2 separate regions of the Homo sapiens genome follow, and region 2 is linked to region 1. A link is a loop called in an ENCODE intact Hi-C map of the cell type or tissue named here. Cell type or tissue: heart right ventricle. All regions are shown on one strand. Each heading gives the region's core, and the rest is flanking DNA. Links, peaks and the distances in the headings are about the cores only. Region 1 overlaps FAM53B (family with sequence similarity 53 member B). Region 2 overlaps FAM53B (family with sequence similarity 53 member B).

What was found. Peaks named below come from ENCODE experiments on the same cell type or tissue, not always from the same donor. Only the 100,000 strongest peaks of a DNase experiment are listed, where the experiment ranks them.
Region 2: it touches region 1 in a loop (2.1-fold over the local background); 18 of 110 quality-filtered maps call a loop at or near these places.

Annotation. Positions count from the first base shown.
Region 1 is chr10:124,717,979-124,720,879 of GRCh38, forward strand. The region is part of intron 1 of FAM53B (family with sequence similarity 53 member B); the gene reads right to left. Among named protein-coding and RNA genes, the nearest start is that of FAM53B-AS1, 15 kb to the left of the region's middle. In heart right ventricle, for the core only: a CTCF peak has its summit at 1,661; a DNase peak (open chromatin) is centred at 1,653; H3K27ac peaks cover 2,500 bases.
Region 2 is chr10:124,666,119-124,669,019 of GRCh38, forward strand. All of the region lies in intron 4 of FAM53B (family with sequence similarity 53 member B), which reads right to left. Among named protein-coding and RNA genes, the nearest start is that of FAM53B-AS1, 36 kb to the right of the region's middle. In heart right ventricle, for the core only: no CTCF peak of the experiment used is centred there; no DNase peak of the experiment used is centred there; H3K27ac peaks cover 2,379 bases.

The sequences.
Region 1 (2,901 bases), core at 188-2,687:
AGGCAGGGAGAAGCATTCCTGTTGGTGTCTACAGCTCTCACAGAACCCCCAAAGACACTGCACAGAGGGAAGGTAATCTCTCAGCAGCTGGGCCTTGGAACACAGCTGCGAGGGCAGTGATCTCTTTATCTAGGAGGCCTGCAGGCTGGTAGCCCCAACACACCGGTCTAAGACTATATCACACTGGGACATGACAGGTGATGCAAGAAGGTCCCAACAAGCTCTGTAAGAACTGCTATAGGCACGAGAGGCACCAGGTTGCCCATGTGCCACCCACTCATCAGAGGTCACATCCTAACCTCAGCTCACACTTCAGGACTTCCCCCTTCCTGATCTGACTGAGTCATATCTACCAACCTACAGGGTCTGTTGTAGAAATTAATCAGACAGGCTCATCAATCACATGGTAAGCCTTCCGCCTTCTCCCTTCTACCCCCACATCGCGCTGCAAGCTCCACCACACATTCGAGAATGCCATCATCTGCCAAAACAAAACTGGAGGGACTCTAAGCTGCCAGGCGGGTCTGTCACATGACAAGTATACCCGAGCTCTGTGGCACCTCTCAGGTCAAACAGCCAAAGCTATCTACCTGACTCCTACTGCAGGGGAGGGTTCTGGAGGGCAGGATAAATTCTAGTAAGACTACTCCCACCACCAGCCACAGCACAATGGCGGGGGAGCCGCTGCATGTGTAACAACAGCCATCTGTCTATTCACAGATCAAAATAGCACCAGATTCTTGCCTCTTAAGGCAGAGAAAGAGATTTCTGCAAAGAAGGGCTTCACCGCCAGGCGCAGTGGCTCACGCCTATAATCCCTGCACTTGGGCAGGCTGACGCAGGTGAAATGCTTGAGCCCAAGAGTTCAAGACCAGCTGGGCAACATGGAGAAATCCCCATCTCTATAAAAAATTTAAAAAATAGCCAGGTATGGTGGCATACACCTGTGGTCCCAGCTACACAGGAGGCTGAGTAGGGAGCCAGGAAGGTCAAGGCTGCAGTGAGCTATGATAGCAACACTTCACTACAGCTTAAGTGACAGAGAAAGATCCTGTCTCACAAAAAAAATAAAAAAAAAGAAGAAGAAGAAAGAAGGAAGAAGACGAAGAAAGGCTTCATGAAGTCCTAATTCAAAGCTAAGTCCAGGCATTTGGCTTTAAATTACTTAGAACTGGCCACGGAATTAATCTAAGAAGTTTGGAGGAACAGCTGCTCAACGGGTCTTGAGCTCCTTCTTTATTTTTTGGCATGCCATGGGGGTGGGGGAACAGGAGAAGAAAGGGGCACCTCATTTGCAAACACTTGCCCCACTTCCTTCTAAGCACTCTGGATATGACAATCAGGCCTCCTGACTTAGGGCAAAGACCTGGGTGGAGGGGTGTTAAAGAGGAAATGACACAGCCAACCAGAGTCACCCGGCTTTAAAGCAAACACCTTGGGATGCCAAGGTGAACTCTTCTCGGCTTTTCGTTACAGATCTAAGCGAGAGTCAAAAGACTCTGGAAGAGTTAACCCAACTTCCAAAAATGAGTAATCATCTTCCTCGTTAGAAATGGCCCAGGCTCCAGAAACAAAGATTCATTCTATTGTTTGTCCGCAGCACACCCCAAAATGCTTGAAAGACTGCCAAGTACACCAGCTGCGGCTATAGCTGTCACTGTCCCCCTAGTGGAGCCATCTGAACCAGGCTTGGTTGTACTTCCCTTGCTCTCAGGAAGCTCATTCACTAAGTCAGCAGCAAAACTCTAAAGCCAGGCCTCTGAGCACTCCTCCATGCACCTCCCAAACCAAATGTGGACTGGCCTTCACCTCGCTGTGGAAAGGGGTTCTTCCCCAGTGTCATCTGGATGGAGTTCAAAAATGTGCAGGAGAAGGAAAAGTTACACATCAAAAAACCAACACGGCCGGGCACAGTGGCTCACGCCTGTAATCCCAGCACTTTGGGAGGCCAAGGCAGGCAGATCACCTGAGGTAAGGAGTTCGAGACCAGCCTGGCCAATATGGTGAAACCCTGTCTCTACTAAAAATACAAAAATTAGCAGGGTGTGGTGGCGGGCGCCTGTAATCCCAGCTACTTGGGAGGCTGAGGCAGGAGAATTGCTTGAACCTGGGAGGTGGAGGTTGCAGTGAGCCGAGATCGCGCCATTGCACTCCAGCCTGGGTGACAAAAGAGAGACTTCATCTAAAAAAAAAAAAAAAAACAAACAAACCACCAACACTGGCCACCTCGATCAGGAGCAGACCCAAGGGAGGTGGCATAGATATGTTCTCAGACTTAAAAATAATAATAATACCAGCCTAGGCAATATAGTGAGACCTCGTCTTGACAAAAAATAAATTAGCCAGGCATGGTGGCATGTGCCTGCAGCCCCAGATACTCAGGAGGCGGAAGCAAGAGAATCACTTAGGCAAGCCAAGGCTGCAGTCAGCCATGATCACACCACTGCCTCCAGCCTGGGCAATAAAGTGAGGTCCTAGCTTCGAAAATAATTTTTTTTTAAGTCATAAAATGTAAAAACAAAAAAAGAAACCCTATCCGACTGAATAACTGGATGGGATCAGAATTGATGAAATTTAACAAGTACTGGTCAGAGGTTGACATTGAAGCACCAAAACCCAGTTTCCAGTGTGCTGGATGAACAGTTAACAGCATGCCACCAGTCCTGACAAAAGCCTGCGTGGCAGGCAACTGTACTCATTCATTCAACAAACCCTTACTGAGTGACTACTTTGTGACTGCTGGGATGATGGTAGGGGCTGAAGACATGAACATACATAAGCCACAGTCCCCTCCCATGGAAGTGAAAACTATTAACAACTGATGGATGAGTGAAATAAAAACTAAATTAAAATGCACTAAAAGGCAGAGGGTATTATTAAAATATCTTGATAAAAATAGCA
Region 2 (2,901 bases), core at 99-2,598, 52 kb before region 1:
CCCTGGTGGGCAGGGCCACGTTCCTGAAGCTCCCAGGCTGATAAGCTAGATGCCCTGACATTCCTGTGAATCCCTCCCAGAAGGGTGGGGCAAACCAGAGCCACAAATGCAATTTTCCAGGAAAACTATGGTTAAGAGGCTGCCAAGCCCCAGAGACAGGATAGCTCTGGAACCTTCGGCTTGGTCCAAGGCCACCTCTGCCACATTCCTTCTATTCTGGGGCCTTCCCTCCACCTGCCACTGCAACCTTCCAGGCTCACACTCACTTCCAGAGTGCTGGTAGATGGGGGCTCACCCCGAAGAGCTCCCTGTGGATGGGGCTTGCAGCTGGCCAGCTGTGTAGAACCTGACGCGAGTGGCTCGAGCAGGGGACATGTGGGGACAAAGGCACAGCCCAGTCATGAAATGCAGGACCACAACCGTGGAAAAATGGCCCAGGGCCTGTCATGCTGCAAAGCTGTCTTCTCAGCACCCCCTGATGAGAAGCCCCTGTCTTCCTGTATCACCCCGTCTCCCACCACCTCCCATCTCCCCAGCCCTGCCCCGGCCACACGCCAGGAACAGCAGGCTAAGCAGGGCTGCACGGGTACAGTAGAAAAGAGGCCTCAGAGAGCAGGGCAGGATGCTCAGAGAAACAGTGAACTCCCCGGGCCTCCCGGACCAGCCCCACGAGGAGGGTGGAGCAGGTGAGCCCAGGAACCTCTAGTTCCACCATGGACAGCCTGTGGGCACCAGACGCTCTGGTCCTCAGGTCTCCTGGGGCCTGCTATACCCGAGGCAGAGGGCACAGCCCAGAGCACCTAGCACCTCAGGCAGGGGCCTCTTGCCCAGCCCCTCCTTTACCAGCTGGCATTGGGCCCTTCCAGAGGAAAAGGGTCTATGGCAGCACCAAGTGGGAACCAAGGCTGACCCCCAACCCCCCCACACTCTTATACCCGTACCCCAAAGCCCCACTCAGCAAAGCTACATGCAGTCACTGAATGATGGAGCAGTGGCCAGGCCAAACTGAGACCTGCTGTCACCTGACACACCAGTGGATCTCTGAAACCAGTAAGAAAAAAGAACATAAAATAGTGCATTCATGATTTACTTACATCGATGACATGTGGAAATGATAGTATTTTGGAAATACTGGGTTAAATATACTATTCAAAGTCATTTCACTTTCTTCTCTTAATAACTGGCTACTAGGAATTTTAAATTATATATGTGGCTTGAGTTCTGGTTTCACTGGACTGCTTCCTCTAAGACTCAGCCACCGCCTGTAAAATGGATAACGATGTGCCTTCCTCATGGGGCTATCTGGAGGAGAAAATACAACAGGTGAGTTTCTTCTGCAAATCATCCCCCACCTCACCTGCCAACAGTCAGCAGCCCACAGCTGTGGCCTGGCACTCCACCTGTGTGGTCAGAGGCTGCCCTCTGAGCCTCCACATCCACAGGGCTGAGGAGGACCGGGCAGGGCTGGGAGAGGCTCCTGTTCCTGGTGCCTGGGGTGCGAGGCACCTGACTCTCCCCATTCTCGCACTACAGCCTCCCAGCCCCGCCCGGGGTCACAGGGCAGAGGGCTGCTCTCTCCCTCACTGGACTGCCCTCAAGCTAATGAGAATAATGCCTCCAGAAATGCCTCAAATGGAAGATTTCATAAGAAGCAGAGACCCTTCTGGAAGATCACAAGCAGCAACAAAATAAGATCAAGAACACCATGCTGGTGCTGAGCCTCTCCAGGGGGTACTGCACAGCTGCCTGCTGTAGGAGCTCTCCCTCATCAGGCTGCTTCACTCCCACGACATGGGGAGGAGGACACTGAGGCCCAGGGAGGGGCAGCGACTTGCTCAGGGCTACTCGGCTGGTGAGGGGCACACCAAGCCCCACACCAGGCCCACCTATCTCTGGAGCCCAGATTCCTCCTAGCAGGGGAGCCCAGGCCAGACACTGCCTTCCATTTCCTGCTGTCCTAGGTTTGGAGCAGATGCCGGCATGCATATTTGTTCGTAGTTTTCCCTGCGTGAATCAAGCTGAAGATCTGGTGTCTCTGCTGAGTGACAATTAACCTCACACCATTTCAGATGAGATATTTTTTCTTGCCAAACAGTTAATGCTGCATAATCAGCCAACATCTGCGGAAATGCTCTCCCCAAACACACGGCCATCTCGCCCCTTGGCCTAAGCTGTTTCTGAGCAGGACCACAGCCCCCACAGCAGGGTGTTTCTAGCCACCGGCTCCCCTGCCGCAGGGTATTTATTCCCATGTTTATTTGCCATCAATTCTCAGAAAATTCTGTTGCCCAAGACTGTTCTAGATTACAGTGAGATGGAAACTCTCTAGGTGAATCAGGCTTGTTTAAAGCTGGCTACCAACTAGCAAGGGGGATACGGGCAATGCACTTTCAGTTAGAACTGCCTGGCAGACAAGAGCACAGCACTGTGCCCATGCCAGGCAGGACCTGTCCTTCCACAAGGGGACACAAGGTACAGAGCCAGAAAGGCACGACAAGACCCAGGCAACCCACAAGGGTGCTCTCCTTGTCTCATCTTCCTAGGGAGGCACAAGAGCAAAGAGGCAGCTGATAAGTGGGGCCAGGGGTCATGAGGCAAGAGGGGACCTCATGGAGGCTGAGTGGGCCCAGCAAGTGTGCACAGAACAGGCCTGGCGGAGCACGGTACGGCACAGCCACCGTTACAGTGTGCCCTCAAACCACCTTCCCCTTGTGTGCCAAGTTTCAAGTATGGGCACTGATAGGCCTTTTCCTTCTGGGACACAGAATGCCAGGTTTTCCTGCCACTCCTTCCCAAGGCCTGATGTGCCAAAGGCGCCTCTCACGGAGGGAAGTGAGTGGAGGGCATCCGGTGCTGCCTCCGGAGCAGCTGCCAAGAGGCCCGAGAGCGGAGGCCAGCCAG